Regions from separate parts of the Homo sapiens genome. Here region 2 is linked to region 1. Evidence: chromatin loops called from intact Hi-C (ENCODE). Cell type or tissue: gastrocnemius medialis. All regions are shown on one strand.

Region 1 (8,000 bases):
ACGAGGAGGAAGGCCTCGCGGTGAGGCAGAAACCTGGGACAGGGGGCCATTCCAGGGTCTGTAGTCAGAAGGCCAGGCAGGAAGGCACTCCCATCCTCAACCATCCCTTCCAGGACTAGCGCGCTCCCTCAGCCCACCTCCCCACCACCCACCTACCTGCATCCCACATCTGCACTGGTTTTCACCCCCAGGAGCAGACTATGTACCTTTTGCAGAGATGGCTGTGCTCCGAGAAGCCATCCTCAGCAACTCTGACTTCTAGGCCCTGCAGATACAGGGGCCCTCTGGCCTTCCCAGCTCCCACCCTAGTCCCCCGGGGCTCCCTGGTTCACACGGTCTCCAGCCTGGCCTCCCTTCTGACCCCCATACCTGACCCTTTCACCTCTGCTCTTTCTTCCTCCAGGGACAGACACTGTCAGCAACTGGCACAGGCCTTTGTGAGTCTGGCCCAGATCAGCAATAAAAGAGGAGTCATTGGAACCTGACTTGGCTCTATATGGGGCAGGTAGATCCCAGCCCAGGGAGAGACTGCCTAATAACTTAGAGTTGACACCTATTAGACACAGGAGAAAGCCTGGATCTGGCCATCTGCCTCCATCACACTCACATTCAAGCTGCCTGTTGAAGGAAAGTGGCTTCAAGGAAGTCAAGAAGGGAGGAAGTTTCAAGAAGGATAGAGTGGGAAGTGATGTTAGATGCAGTTGGGGCACCAATAAGATAAAGACTGAAAAGTGTCCATTGGGTTTTGCAATTAGAAGATCTTTGGGAACATCGGAGAGTGCAGTTTCACACTGGTGCAGTGGAGGCAGGAGTCAAACAGCAGTGAGTTTCAAGGAGTCTCTTAAAGAAGCTTGGATGAAAAGTACAAAAGTAAAGTCAGACAATATCCAGAGGGAGTTGTGGAGTCAAGGAAGTACTTTTGTAGGAAGGAAAAGGGGAAGAGGCCAGTAGACTAAAGGACCTTGAAGGACCCAGAAGAGAGAGAAGAGATGCCTGGTGAGACAAGATCCCAGAGATGGAGGAAAGGGATGAGGTCAAAGCAGAGGTGAAGGGATTTTCTCTGGACAGGAGAAACACCACTTCCTATGACCAAGACGAAGGAAGAGGATGGAGCCTTCCTAGAGTTTCAGGGAACAAGAACCTGTGGAAGTTCCCCTCTGATGGCTTCTATATGCCCTGTGAAGTAGGAGATAAGGCCAATGGCTGGGGTCCAGGGGAAGAGGGATAAGAGTAGGGAGCAGGAGACAAGAAGAGAAAGGGGAAGGTTTGGGAAGGCTAATGTAGGGAACTGGAGAAAAACCTCATCAGTGGGTAGTTCAGGATTCGGGCACAGTTGGAAGTGAGAACCTAGTTAGAGAAGCAGAGAATCCAAATATTTAATGGGTTGATGATGTGAGGGTGTCAGGGAGGAAGATCAGGAAAACTAAGCAAAAGAAGGCATGAGGATGTGAAGGGAGCATACAGCACCAATAGGGAAAGAAAGTGATGCCAGGAGGCAAATGACAGATTGAAAAAGGGAGCAGTCAAAGGAAGAGAAGTCTCTAATGAGGTACAGTAGCAGACGTAGGGGCAGGGGTTGGAGTACAAGAGACAGTGTTCAGAGGCTGCAGAGCATAACATCTTTCAGATGAGGGCAAGTGAAGGTGATAAGTGCTTGAAGTAGAGAAAACTGTGGGCCAAGGATCAAAATCAGTGAATGTGGGAAGTCACAAGGGAGTCCATAGGTTCTTATGGGAGTAGGAGATTCCAGCACTAATGGGCTCTGTGAACCCAGGCAAGTCACTGTCCCTCTTTAGGCTGAGTTTCTGGACCTGTAAAACAGGAATAACCTCTGTGTTGCCTACTTTCTATGAGAACCAAAGAAATAACTAATTTCAAAGTGCTTTGTATCCACCTATCCTCCAGACTGGCTTCCTTCCTCTTCCTAGATCCCAGATCCACTTATCTCTCGCCCTTCTCCAGGGCAACTCTAGGGTCTCCCAGTGTCCCAGAGGCACCACAGAGAACTGCAGCCTCTGGGGCCCAGAGAAGAGGCCATTCTACATTTCCTCACAATTAGGGGGGCCATCTGTTCCTCCAAGGGAAGGAATGCAATCTGGACTGCTAGGATCCCTGGGGAAAATCACAGAATCAAATGTCTGCCCTTTAGAGGAGAAAGGATTTTCTAACAATAATATAGCTATACAAAAGAGATTGTTATATCTCTAGAAGCAAAGTTCCCCAACAGTGGTTATATGCCCCATGATAACCATTCACCTAAAACTAATTCAACTAATAGTCAACAATAGAGTTAGGATTACTATGATAAACTCATTGAAGGAAATAATAAGCAGCCAATACAAACTATATTTACGTAGACTGTAAAAATATGAAAAATTGATTACACATGGGTTAGTATCATATGCAATACATATTACATATTATGAAAAAAAGACAGGAAACACCAAATGTTATTCATTCAACAATTACTGACCACCTATATGTATCAGGTCATGTGTTTAAAAAAAAAAAAAAGAAAAAAAGAAAAACCAAAGAAACAGTGGTAACTTGTCCTATGTGATATCAGACTAAAACTTACCTAGCGTCTGAGAATATTAGTATTTTGTGACCCCACGTTTCTTATGTCAAAAATATATATTCCAGCAGTGCAAACCTGACTTATTGGTGCCTCATACCTGTAATCCCAGCACCTTGGGAGGCCGAGGCAGGAGGATCACGAGGTCAGGAGATCGAGACCATCCTGGCTAACACGGTGAAACCCCGTCTCTAATAAAAATACAAAAAATTAGCCGGGCGTGGTGGCGGGTGCCTGTAGTCCCAGCTACTCGGGAGGCTGAGGCAGGAGAATGGCGTGAACTCGGGAGGCGGAGCTTGCAGTGAGCCGAGATCGCGCCACTGCACTCCAGCCTGGGCGACAGAGCGAGACTCCGTCTCAAAAAAAAAAAAAAAGAAAAAAGAAAAAAAGAAAAAAAAAGAAAACACCAGGCACCGAGCTAACTGTATCACACACCTTTTCCGATTAGAAAAGAACAATGAATACATACTCCTTTGCTTATTATAATTCTTGTGCGGCAAATATAGGACACTCTTATCTCCTCCTGCTCAAAAAAAAAAAATGCAAAAACCACAGACTTTTTAATCTATGGAGTGAATGCGTTAACAAGAACATAGAATTAAGGAAGAATTTCCCTTAGATAAGTACATTAAAATCTCCAAAATGCTCAAGGGACTGAAACTGCCCTTGTGGAGAAAATGCTGCGCATCAGCCCCGCCAGTTAAAACAAACAAACAAACACAAAAAAACACACCTCATCCCCGTTCACCTTTAGCCCCACCCCGGGTGGTTCTTGGAGCCAATAAGCGCCGGATGCCCTCAGAGCCCCGCCCTCCTCCTGGCCAAAGCGGTGAGAGGGTCTAAAACAGCCCTTTCTGCAGCAGGTGGCGGAGCCCCGCCCCCTTCTCCCCGCGCACCAATAGGAACCAGACCTGAAGAGGACGAACCAAGAACGAAAAGAACCACCCACTCGGGAGCCGCAACCTAGAAGCCAGAGTTGTGTATCAGATTCAACTAGGAGAAAATCCCACCTCCAGGCTCCATTAATCCTTCCAATGGAGTGGAAGTTTCTCTCACAGAGAAACTAGTAAGGGGATCCAATGGGAAAAGAACGTTCACACGGACTAGAAGACGAAACCAATGGAATGGAAAATTGTCCTCGCGTTGGTAGAAGCAGCCAATGAGATGAAAAGAGCCCGCCTCCAAAGTGGCTGCAGAGGCAATGGGGTGAATCGTGCTCAGAGGCGCGCTCCAATGGGGTAGCAGGGCTCGCCCGGCCGCCACTACCCCGCTTCCCCGCGCCCGGAGTCCCCACCCACGGCCGGCCGCGGAGCCGAGTGCTGACCCGGGTGAGAGGTTCCCGCGGCTCAGGGAAGATGGCGGCAGCCGTGGTGCTGGCTGCTGGGTTGCGCGCGGCGCGCAGAGCCGTGGCGGCCACGGGGGTGCGCGGGGGGCAGGTGAGAAGTGGCGCGGGAGCGAGTAGGGGGTCCTGCGGGCTCCGAAGCCATCCGGGGCCAGGGGGTCCCGAAGGCGCGCAGAGCCGCGCAGAGCTCCTGCCTGTGGCCTCTGCCCCTCCGAGGCACAAGCTCCGGGGCTGTGTGGTGAGGTCGAACTGGTGGCTCCGGAGAACGAGCTGGTGCTGATTCCCGCCCTGCGCAGGCCGGGGCGCCGAGGTCGGGACAGGGTCAGTGCAGCGGCTGCCGCCTTCTTTCCACTGCCTGCAGCCCAGCTGGCCCGATGCCCCCTGCAGGAAATGAGCTTTCTCTTCTTGGAGCCAGTGCTCTGCCCTCCTCAGGCTTCTGGCCTCCTAATGAGCACTAGTGTTAACCTCTCTTCTGCACTTGCCAGAAGCGGCTCGGAGGTCAGAGAATTCATTCCGTCCCGTTCTCCCCCAACGTGATGCAATGACATCAGCCTTCTCTGAATCCCTTACCCGAAGTTCCCTGGGGCTAGGGGAGCAGAGGTCACTTAGCTGAACTCTTACCTCCACTCATTCAAGGGACAAGAGTTAAAATTCACAGAGTCACATGTGACACCCAGATGAGGGGTCAACTAGTGTCAAACAGGGCGATTGCATTAAAACTTAAATAAAACAGGCGACAAGGCTTAAAGATCAGAAAACAAGTAACGGAAATAAGTGGAAATGTACTAACAAGGTGAGAGTGGAAAGAGATTCAAGCCATCGCAAGAGATTATGGAAACCATCCCTTTATTTTATATTAGAAGCTGAGAGAAGGAATTTATCTGAGGTAATTCAGTGGTATGGTAAGGTAGGAACTGAGACCAAAATCCCCAGTCTCTCATTCTAGATCCTTTCCCTAAACAGTGCTATATTTCGTGGACACATGAGCAGGAATCAATTGCACTGCTGAATCCTGATAATAATACCGCCTGTTATCTAACCAGGTCCAGCACCTTCTGGCCCTACCCTTTGCTGCTGGTGCTCTGAAATTCAGGAACTTTCCTCCTGGGTGGGAACGATGAATAGGTTATTAGAAGGACGAAATTAACAACTATCAGAGCCCAGCTTCTGCCAGCTCCCTCCTTTGAATATGGTCGATCCACCTTCAGGTCCGAGGAGCTGCAGGTGTGACTGATGGGAATGAAGTGGCCAAGGCCCAGCAGGCAACTCCTGGGGGAGCAGCCCCAACCATCTTCTCCCGGATCCTGGACAAGAGCCTCCCAGCTGACATTCTCTATGAGGACCAGCAGGTGGGGTGCTCTTAGGACCTATCCCCTTAGGAATGTTGTAGATACCATCCAACCTGTTGAAGTAACGTGGCCTCTGGCCTGTCACTTCCCCCAGTGTCTTGTGTTCCGTGATGTGGCCCCTCAGGCTCCTGTGCACTTCCTGGTCATTCCTAAGAAGCCCATTCCTCGGATTAGCCAGGCTGAAGAAGAAGACCAGCAGGTGGGAAGAACAGGGCCAGGGTTTGGCTGGGAGGAGCCCCTGGACCCAGCTAGAGGTCTTGCTCCCTATGAATGAAGCCACCTATGTCCCTCCGCTCTCTCTATAGCTTCTAGGACACCTACTCCTTGTGGCCAAGCAGACAGCAAAGGCTGAGGGCCTGGGAGATGGATACCGACTTGGTGAGTGACTTTTGGCCCTTGGTCCCTCACCTATGAATTCTCATTCCTACTTCTCAATATGATCTTCATTCTTCGACCTCTGCCATGATCCTGACTCCCTAACCCCAAGCTCAATTTCAGTGATCAACGATGGGAAGCTGGGTGCACAATCTGTGTATCATCTGCACATTCATGTACTTGGGGGCCGGCAGCTCCAGTGGCCTCCAGGTTGAACCTGCCAACTGATTAAAGGACACCAGACTCTGGATGCTTGGATGGAAAGGGAAAAATGGACCCTGTGATGCTAATAAAACTGTTCTCCCTTAATTATGCTCTCCTGTCTTTAATATAAAATTTTATACCACAAAGGGGAAAGAAAACTGATTCAGGGCTATGATGCCCCTTGACTGGTCTGAGTGAAAGACACTGAGGAGGTCCAACCTGTGGTTAAATGTTGCCTGCAGATATGTAAGTCTTCTTGACAAGTGGTCCACCCTAGGTCAAGCTTCTAGAAAAGTAACAGTAGGAATGAGCCTAAATGAGTAGGAAGAAACTGAAAGCCAATCCTGGCCCTTCTTCAGAGGTCAAACCAGGTTCTAAGGGCGCTTAGGAGGAGGGTGGTCAATATGAGGGTCTTTTATTAGAGGAGGAGTAATCACACCCAAACAAAAGCGGCTGCCTTTTCACTATTCTACGTCTCACCATTTTGCTCAAGCTAGTTTGTTTATTTTCATCCTTAACATTTGTTAAAGACCCCACTCACTTTTGAGAATGAACTAAGCAAACTAAGGGGAAGCTACTTGCCTCTCAGCAAACACCAAGTAGGCTGTAATCTAATGCCACAACCCTGTGCCTGTTTCCAACATATCCCCATAAAGCATCATCTTAGAAAACCGCACGCAAAGACTGTTTGGACGTGGAGGGCGAGGTCTTAAGCCAGCGGAACCCTAAAACCCCGTCTGAGGCGGAATGCCGCCGGGACCGGAAAGCGGACCTCCCTAACAGCACTAGGCTGAAGACTTCCGCCCCGCAGAGGACTTGCCTCCACCGCCACCTGCAAGTCCGCCCAGCTGTACTTCTGCGCAGGCTCCAGGAGTTGTTTGCTGTCTCTATGGCAACCCAGTAGCTGGAGTCTGAAGATGGAGACCAACGAGTCTACGGAGGGATCGCGGTCGCGGTCGCGGTGAGAGCCGCAGCTCTGGCTGCAGGCATAAGGGGACGAGGAAGGTCAGCTGACTTCCTCTGCTGCGCTTTTGACAGCCATGTCGTGTTTGCTTTCTTTCAGATCTTTAGACATACAGCCCAGCTCCGAAGGACTGGGGCCCACTTCGGAACCGTTTCCTTCTTCAGATGACAGTCCCAGGTCGGCCCTGGCAGCTGCAACCGCAGCAGCTGCAGCGGCTGCATCAGCTGCTGCAGCTACTGCAGCCTTCACCACTGCCAAAGCAGCTGCATTATCTACAAAGACCCCAGCGCCCTGTTCTGAGTTCATGGAGCCGTCCTCTGACCCCAGCCTTCTTGGGGAGCCCTGTGCGGGACCCGGCTTTACCCACAATATAGCCCATGGGAGTCTTGGCTTTGAGCCCGTCTATGTTTCCTGTATTGCTCAGGACACTTGCACTACAACTGACCATAGTTCTAATCCTGGCCCTGTTCCAGGCTCTAGCTCTGGGCCTGTTCTTGGTTCCAGCTCAGGTGCTGGCCATGGCTCTGGCTCTGGCTCTGGTCCTGGCTGTGGCTCTGTCCCTGGCTCTGGCTCTGGTCCTGGTCCTGGCTCTGGTCCTGGCTCTGGTCCTGGTCATGGCTCTGGCTCTCATCCTGGTCCTGCCTCTGGGCCTGGTCCAGACACTGGCCCTGACTCTGAGCTCAGCCCCTGTATTCCTCCAGGGTTCAGAAACCTGGTGGCAGATCGGGTCCCTAACTATACCTCCTGGAGTCAGCACTGCCCCTGGGAGCCCCAGAAACAACCACCTTGGGAATTTTTGCAAGTCTTAGAACCGGGTGCCCGAGGACTATGGAAACCCCCAGACATTAAAGGGAAGCTTATGGTTTGCTATGAAACTTTGCCGCGGGGCCAGTGCCTCCTCTACAACTGGGAGGAAGAGGTATTAAAGTTTTGGCCTGCTCCCTTTTCTTGAAGGCTGCCCTCAGTTTCTTAGGGGAGGCAGTAGTTTACATGAGGGTGGGTACCAGAAGGGATATTATAGTCATTCAACTTGGGATCCACAGAGAGCCACCAACCACCTGGATCAAGTCCCAAGCATGCAGGATGGCTCTGAGAGTTTTTTCTTCCGACACGGACACCGGGGACTGCTGACTATGCAACTAAAGTCACCCATGCCCTCCAGCACCACCCAGAAAGACTCGTACCAGCCAC
Region 2 (8,000 bases), 820 kb after region 1:
CAAGAAGAGAAAATCTGTTTTCATGCTAGCACATCTGAAGACAATGGTCTCTGTCTCTCATGAGCAGGGATATTTTTCCTTCCCAAATAGATGTTTCTTCTAATAGCTGAGTGGTACTTTCTGTCTGTGCTGTGTTTGAAGTATAAGTTTTAGAAATCCCAGGAGGCTTCGAGGAAGGCAGAGGTCAGCTTCAGCTTATACTGAGGGCCTGCTTGGGCTTCTCAAAGGTGACCAGAGCCCGGGAGGGAGGATGACAGTGGCCCTCCTCAGCCACCCCCATCCCAGGTTTGTTGCTCCTGCTCAGATGCCATATTTTTAAAATACTTTATTTTTTACATAATACTGTCATTACAAAAAAATACAAAAAAACTACTATAAAAACATTCGGGGGTTGTCAAAGTGAGAAAACCTAAAGACCCCACCCCAGGATCTGGCTGAAGCAGTCTTCCCCCAGCTTCTTCACTATGACCTTTATACAACTATGGGGGTGGGGTGGGATCACACAGGCATAAAAGGGCTGGAAATTCCCCACACAGCCTCCAAGGGTAAGAAATGAGTAGCTTCACATATCACAAAAGTGGGATTTGGAAGTTTGGGGGTGGCTAGGCCCTGAGTTCAGAGGTGTGGGGAAAAACCTGTGACCCTGAATCTCTTGGTGGGGAATAGCTGCCACCTGACCCCAAAGCCCTTTCCCTTCCTGATGAAGGCTGGTAGATGGGCCCTGTCCCCCACCTCTTAGCCTTAATACCTCAGGCCCCATTCCCTGCCCTCCACCCTTGAACACTCCTGAGAGCAGCAGGGAGGACAGAACCTCCAGCTCTGCAGGTGTAGGCAGGGCAGCTGTTACGGAGGCTGCTGAGGAGCTCACCCCCCTGCTCCAGATGAAAAGTGTCTCGTGCTCAAGTCCCTGTTCACAGGTTGTGAACTTTCCCTTCTTATCCTCTCTCCTTTCTCCCAGAGAGGCACAGACAGCTCTAGGTGAGTGCTTCTTGTGCATGAATATGTGTGCCATTACCTTGGACACTGTGGACCTGGGGGTGGGGCTGAGAAAGCAATGTCCTTTCTAGTCTTTTCCACCCCCAACAGCAGGAAGCCAAAGGGAAGGGAGGGGACTGGTATTAGCAAAGCTGAGGGGAGGAGGACATGCTATGTACAGGCATGGATAAGGAATCTCTACATATCTTCAAGTAGCACTCAGGTCACTCTCCAGCCACTGCAGTGGAAACTGGATTGAAAGCTAGTGACATGAACATTGACCCCTGGCCTGGGCTAGCTCTCCCCACCTCCCTCCCACTCCCCCCAGGCAGCCCAGCTCTAAAAGGGGTCAGGGACAGGAACATTTTCCTGAAAACCAGTGGCTTTTTTTTGCATTTTAGAAAAAGTTGCCAGTGTCCAGTGGACATCAAGCTGGGTGCACATTGAGTGGAGTGAGTGTTGGGGGTATTGCTGTGGTAGGCTCTGGACTGGCTGGGGCAGAGCCTAGGAACAGGGTAGGTGCTGCTTAAGGATCTGTCTTGTCTGTGGTGTTAATCTGTCTGGGAAGCGAACTTTGAACTCAACAATGAGGTCTCCTCGCTGAGTTGGCACTTTGGGGAAGGGAAGGCCCTCCCCACGGAGTCTCTTCACGGTGCCTGGCTTGATGACATCATTGCAGGGCAAAGGGATCACTCGGCCGTCGATAGTGGGAATGTTCACAGTGCAGCCACACAGCGCCTGGGAAAGACGAAGCAGAAAGTGAGGAAAAGGTGGGGTAAGGTGAGTGGGAAGGAAGGAAATAGACTGAGGTGGGGAAAGAATGTGCCAGCTGGCGGGAAGAGAGGGAATGTCCCCACCATCTCCCCAGCACACACACACAGCCTGACTAGGCCCCACCTCCTTGAGGCTGATCAGGGCACTGTAGAGCACGTTGGTGCCATCTCGGCGGAAGTGTGCATGGGGCTTGTCTTTGAGCACAAAGACGATGTCAGCAGGGATGTTGTCAGGTGTGGCGTCGCCTTCTTTGGGGAAGGTGATCTTGGTGCCTTCCTTCCAGCCACGCTTGATGACTATGTGCAGGATCTTGTCCTCGGTGCGCACAGTTCGCCCATCAGGGTTGAGGCGACGCCTTGTGATCTTCATGCGCTTGGTGGAGCCATGGTAGATCTCCTCCAGGGACACCCGCAGCTCGTGCACCACTGGGGGGTCCTGCACCTTGCGCCGAGGGTACAGTGGTTCTGGGGCTCGCCTTGGACCCCTACTCAGCCCATTGAAGCCAAAACGGCCGAAAGCGCCAAATGGGTCCTCATCTTCATCCACATCCATGTCATCTGGGTCAAAGCCACTGAAGGGCCGAGTGGAGCGGCTGCTGGCAAAGAAGATATCGAAGGGGTTGGAGCCACCAAAGAAGGAGGCAAAGGTGGCATGGGGGTCCCCATGAAAGGTGTAGTGAAAGGAGCCACTGGAGCCACCTGATGTGCCACCGCCGGTCTTCAGGCCTAGAGGGGAGGAGAAGTTAGGGGCAGTGTGGCTTATTCTGGCCCCAATCCCAGTGTCTTCCCCCTGCCCTCTAGCTCCCAGTTCACAGGCTTAAAGAAAGAAGCAACCTTTAAATCCCACAGAGAGGGCCAGGCTAATAGAGTAAGAAAGGCTTCTGGCAAGATTATCTTCCATTCCTAATTATATATTTAATAACGATGCACAACTTGAGATTCAAAGAGGCTTGCTTACCCAATAGGTGGAAAAGCCAGGACTAGAGGACTTAGAGGATGTGACTTCCAGTCCTGTAATCTTTTCCACATACTCATGGTCCAAAGATGTCTCAAAAAGCCTTGAATGACTAGCCTGGTGTCACATTACAAGTGATACTTGGTTCCCAAATCTTTGCTTATCTCCAAAGACATATAGGACAAGGGGCCATCAGACAGGATGTGACCACAGAGGGGGCTGGTAAGTGAACAGTCGCAAATAGGCTAGGGATCCAACCCGGGAGGAAGACCACTTTCACTCTGCTTCTAGCAGTGTTTCCTCTTTCCCTGGCCCCTGCTCAAACGGGAAATCAGGAAGCCTTAAAAAGTGGGAAAGCTCATTAGCTTGGAGATGAAGAGCTATTTTTCTAGAAAAAGTTTTTAAATGCTTTGTTCCCACACTCTGCTCGGTGTTACACAACTTTAGGGAGTGTCATTCACACATTGTACAGACATAGACTACAATGGGAATGGAGCTCCCTGGAGTTATACAACAGCAAACGCCATACCCCACACCTAATGTTGAGCAACCAAAATGCATGAATGGGCTGGCACATGGCAGTGGTGACCTTAGCTGCTCTCTCTGTCAGGTCCTGTCTAAGGGGCTCAGATTCCTGGAGGCAGCCTTCATGCACAGGAGGGGGTGCTGGCAGTAGTGGGGGATGTGGGGAGACGGTTCACACTGAGAACTGCTCCGGAATACAGAGACTATGGGTGGGGTCCAGGCTAGGAAAGAGACCCTTCTCTTTGAGGCCATTTATCTAGAATTTCAACTGATCATGGAGATCTGAGCCTAAATTAGCCTCTTATTTCCTGGGACCACAAGGGCAGATTTGAGTTTCACTAGAGAGGCCAAGTGGCAGACGGTTCAGGGACTTGTGGCAGCTGCCTCTTCACCCCTCCCCCAAGACCTAGGATCTCTCCTTTCCTTCTATCGAGGGGCTGATTATCAAGCGAGTTCAAGCAGCCTGGCAGAGCTCAGTGAGAGAGGGAGGGAGGCTGGACTGATGATGATGGGAAGGGGTAATTCTCTCTATAGGGATTTCTATTCTTCCACTACCACCCCCTTTTCAAGCTGGGAGCAACTTGTCCCTAGCTGGAGCTGCACACAGAGTCTGTGTGTATAACTGCTCTATAATAAATGGCTGCTGGGGATTGGGCAGGGTGGACAGAAATATAACCAACATTTCTAAGCTGCTTCTCCCTCCCCAGGCCATGGAGGTCCCCTTAAGGCCATGCCGCATCCTCAGGGGCCTTCCTGGGATGGGGTTCTGCATCAGAACCTGGTGTCTGGACCCCTTCACTTAGGCAGAAGGGGTGAAGTATCTCAAGGGAGCTCTCCCAGCTCCTGCCTTCTTTCTAAACAAAGGTGAGGCTGAATGGAGGAATGGGTGCAATTCCAAGACAGGTCACATGGTGGCATGGTGTCTGCACTGCTTCCCTCTTTTCCACTCCTATCCCTCCCATCCCTCCATGCCAGAGAGAAAAATGTCTTAGCTGAAAGAATACTGGGGGTTCCAGCCGGTATCTGGTGAATCTGGGAGTTGGCACGTCTAGGAGGTAGGCAGGAAGAATGGAAGGAACCGGCAGCATGGAGAATAGGAAAAGGGAGTTGGGAGGATGAGGGTTCACAGAGGGGCATGGAACACAAGGCCAGGAGGAGGGGAAGAAAATAACCTTCTTATCTACATATGATTAGCCCATTTAGTTTTGAGGATAGAAAGGGGAGGGTGAAGAGGAGGAGAATGTGAAAGAAAGGTGGATTCTGTTGGGGAGGAAGGACAGTTCTTCCCAGGAAGGAGAGTCCTCAGCGTGACAATGTCTCTTAATATAGCCTGACAGGTGCCTGTGGCTGGCGGGTGGCAGGCAGCCCTGAGGGGCAGGCCCAGAATTAGCAGCTACATCATGGCCGTGGGATGTGCTGGGAGGGGCCTCCCTCTCAGAGGCTTTATTTGGGCCTTTCCTGCCTCCCACCCCATGGCCACCAGCTACCCCAGGGAAGGGGGAAGATGCCAGCAGCAGTTCCCCGTCCACCCTTGGATCCCTGCCACTTCCTCTGGGAGGCAAAGCTCCACCTCTGTTCTGCTGGCCAGAAGCAGGCAGGGCCGGGGGAGAGAAGGGGAAAACCATTTCTGCTCAGAGCTCTGGTAGTTAATTCCCAGGCTGCTTAAGGGCCAGACTTTTATGCTGATGAATGTAAATGCTCTGTCCTCAGAGAGCCACACACTCCCTCTCCCCAACCTTCCTCATCAGCCAATGAAGCAGCGGAGACTTCAGGCAGGACTAATAAGGCTGGGAAGGAAAGAAGGGCGGGGAAGGCCTCTGGCTCTTGCTTCAGACCTCTCTAAGGCCTGAACCCGAGGAGGGAGGGGGCAGAGAGAGGCGGGGAGAACTAGGGTGAGCTGAGCTGGGTAGTGGGTGGGCTTCTCTCTTCTCTGGGTGACAGTGCTGGAAACCCTTGCTGCCCTCACCCCCTCCACAGCCTCCAGTTCCCCGCTACACAAACTGGTGCACCTGGGACCCCTACCAAGCGGAGGGGTCCGGGATTGGGCTGGAGTGCTGCCCTCTTACCTTCCTCCCCATACTGGTCATACAGGCCCCGTTTCTTGGGGTCACTTAGCACATCATAGGCCTCTGCAATCTCCTTAAACTTCTCCTCAGCGTTGGGTTCTTTATTCTTGTCTGGGTGGTACTTCAAGGCCATCTTCCGGTAGGCTTTCTTGATCTCATCCTCGTTGGCCCCCGATGGGATCCCAAGAATCTTGTAATAATCTTTTCCCATCACAGCCACTGGACCAGCACTGGTCTCCTTGTTTCTGAAAGAAACCCAGGGCCAAGACTTGATGCCTTCTCTTCTGCCCCAGCCCTGTTCCTGATGATCTTGCAATCCCTAAATGACTCCCTGGGTAACCTTCAGCAGGTCATGCCTGTTCTGTGGGCCTGCGTCCCCCCATCTGTAAAATGAAAGGTTTGGACTAGATGATCTCTTCTGGCTCTGACATTCTAGAATTCTGTGATTCCGTCCTCACCTCCTGGGTTTTCCCAGCAGGAAGCTGAAGGTTGTGGCCCACTCTTGGGGCTAGGCTGAGGCCCTGGTCCTTGGGCCAGACTGAGGACCCCTGAGAGGCCCTGCTGAGCGAGGTGGCACCATGGACTGAGCGACCCACACACAGGAGCTGGCGAAGGTCAGTGTAACGGGTGAGGTCACCTGAGCATCGTGGTCTCCTACGCCACGCCTCAGGCATGGTGCCCAGGCTGAGGGCAGCTGGGGCAGTGGCCCAGGACCGGGAACAGGCCTGGGTCTTCCGCCAGCTGTCCTGGCCAGCCAGACTGAGTCAGGGAATGGGTGTCTGGAGTCCTGTCTGCCATCGGAGACCCCAGGCCTCCCCGCCCCCACCCCTCTGACGATGCTAAGCCTCACGTGTGACTCAGATCACAGGGTGACTCACAGCCTTTGGAAACTGCTGTTTCCAACTCCCTCATTAGCAGGGGGGGCGACACTATCCTTCCCCCAACCAGGGCAACAGTTCCCTTTACTCATTTGCCAGCGTCTACACACAAAACTGTGAGGGCTGTGCCGCCTAAGCACCAGTGTGAGTGAACAAAAGCATCCTGGGGACAGGACTTTTTCAACCCCAGCTGTTAGGAGACAATTGGGCACTAACCAACCACCATTTCCTTAATACCTCTCCTAGCCTCACCCTACGCCCCCAGTCCACCCTGTGGTTTAGGATCCGGCCCATCATCAGACCCATATTCCTCTGAGTCCCTTTTAAGGTGGGTGCAGGAGCATTTGTTATAAGAGAAACGTACAACCCGAATTCTTCCATTCCAGTCTCCCTCTATCGGTGTGTCTGTGGTGGATATCAGGGGAAGGGGGACTTTCCTGTAGCTAGAGCTCTCTGGGGGATGGCCAGAAGCCATTCTCAGCCCTTCTGAGACTTGGCCAACCCCTGCCAAAGCCAGGAGAACCAGAGTCTTTCTAGCAATGTCCTAGGCTGGCAGCCACAGCTGAGACCTGCCTTTCTGCCTCTGACTGCTTCACAGCAGGGAGGTGTACAGGGTGTCCTTCCAGGAGTGAGGCCTGTAACCGGGTAAGGGGGAGGCGCCCAAGGCCCTAGGTGGGCAGGGACAATGGCCCTCACTGCTGCCCCCACAGGCCCTGCTGCAGGTGGCTGGGTTGACTCATGGTTCTGGGAGTCACCTTTCTCTGACGAAGAAAAGGCTCCACAAAGGCGGGTACTCCCCCATTGCCCCCCACCAGCATGTCACGTCTGTGGGGGAGATGGGGTGGGGGGTGGGGTTGGGAGAGGCAGAGAAGAAAGAGCACCTCGTTGGGGGGGGGGGCAACCGTTTTCGGAAATGGCAGCAAAAGCCGTCTGAGAGGGAGCGGGGGGGGGTGGTCTGCCATTTCTGCCTCAACCCACACCTTCTTTCCCCTGGGACTGGGAAAGAACCCTAGCACACCAAGAGGGTGCCCCTAGAGAACGAGAGCAGCTTCCAGGCAGAGGGCCAGTGGAACGGCTCACCAACCACCCACCTCCTTTTGGTGTCCCTGCATTACCTCCACACCCGGCCAGCTTCCTCCCTGGTACCCACCTGCTAGCTGCTCTAGGCCCATACATCTCTTGCCTCCGCAGACACAGGGCAAGCTCTTTCAGGATCTGCCTCCTTTTTCTCTTTCTGCTTTCCTCCCTCCTTCCCTTCCCCCCTACCCACAGGCCACGTGTTGGAATGACAAAGGAGCCCCATGGCATGGCACTGCCTTTGATGGAGAAGAATGAGGAGGATGTTAAGGTAGAGGCAGGAAGGAAAAATGGGGAGAAAATGGCGAGGGGGACTGTTGAGGTACAGGGAGGGGAGATGGCTGATACAGAAAATGAGGTACTGATGGAGGGGGATGAGTGACAGATGGAAATGGCTGAGGTGGAAAATGGGTTAATGATGGGTTGAAAGGGAGGAATGTGGAGAGTTGAAATAATGGAGGAAATGTCTGTGGAAAATGGATACCTGAAGGGTTTGAGAAAAGGAATGATAAGGGGTGCAATTCATTCAAATATGTGGGTGAGGCCGGAGGGGGGTTCCTGTATGTCACAGAGGGGATGAGGATGAGTTGGAGGAAGCAGGAAGGCAATGGAGGGGATGGCCGCGTGGAGGGTTTGACTGGGTATGGGTGTGAGTGCCCTTCTCCGGAGGGACTTACCGAAACTTTACAAACCCATTCAGCGTCCACGCTCGAAGTTTTAAGGGCTCCAGCTGAATTTTAAACATCAAGCT

What was found. Peaks named below come from ENCODE experiments on the same cell type or tissue, not always from the same donor. Only the 100,000 strongest peaks of a DNase experiment are listed, where the experiment ranks them.
Region 2: a loop joins it to region 1, with 2.5 times the contacts of the local background. A loop is called at or near these places in 4 of 110 quality-filtered maps.

What each region holds. Positions count from the first base shown.
Region 1 is chr9:35,810,910-35,818,909 of GRCh38, reverse strand. It overlaps SPAG8 (sperm associated antigen 8), which reads left to right and starts at 6,648. Exons shown (of 7, transcript NM_001039592.2): 1 at 6,648-6,806; 2 at 6,909-7,728; 3 at 7,853-8,000. The coding sequence starts at 6,763. It overlaps HINT2 (histidine triad nucleotide binding protein 2), which reads left to right and starts at 3,868. Exons shown (of 5, transcript NM_032593.3): 1 at 3,868-4,011; 2 at 5,126-5,266; 3 at 5,361-5,465; 4 at 5,572-5,644; 5 at 5,765-5,950. The coding sequence starts at 3,931. The coding sequence ends at 5,856. It overlaps FAM221B (family with sequence similarity 221 member B), which reads left to right. Exons shown (of 7, transcript NM_001012446.4): 6 at 1-20; 7 at 404-2,519. The coding sequence ends at 441. RefSeq lists silencers at 3,226-3,405, 3,736-4,055 and enhancers at 3,496-3,675, 6,830-6,879, 6,574-7,130. In gastrocnemius medialis, CTCF peaks have their summits at 4,077, 4,280 (motif pointing left) and 5,268; DNase peaks (open chromatin) are centred at 3,449, 3,769, 4,348 and 6,679; H3K4me3 peaks cover 3,192 bases; H3K27ac peaks cover 4,644 bases.
Region 2 is chr9:34,990,739-34,998,738 of GRCh38, reverse strand. It overlaps DNAJB5 (DnaJ heat shock protein family (Hsp40) member B5), which reads right to left. Exons shown (of 5, transcript NM_001349723.3): 2 at 7,927-8,000; 3 at 5,295-5,539; 4 at 1,873-2,474; 5 at 311-1,713. The coding sequence ends at 1,480. Among named protein-coding and RNA genes, the nearest start is that of DNAJB5, 5.0 kb to the right of the region's middle. RefSeq lists enhancers at 3,230-4,159, 5,090-6,019, 5,993-6,287, 6,950-7,879, 7,880-8,000. In gastrocnemius medialis, CTCF peaks have their summits at 4,125, 6,611 and 6,863; DNase peaks (open chromatin) are centred at 3,278, 4,698, 6,028, 6,778 and 8 weaker places; H3K4me3 peaks cover 5,733 bases; H3K27ac peaks cover 8,000 bases.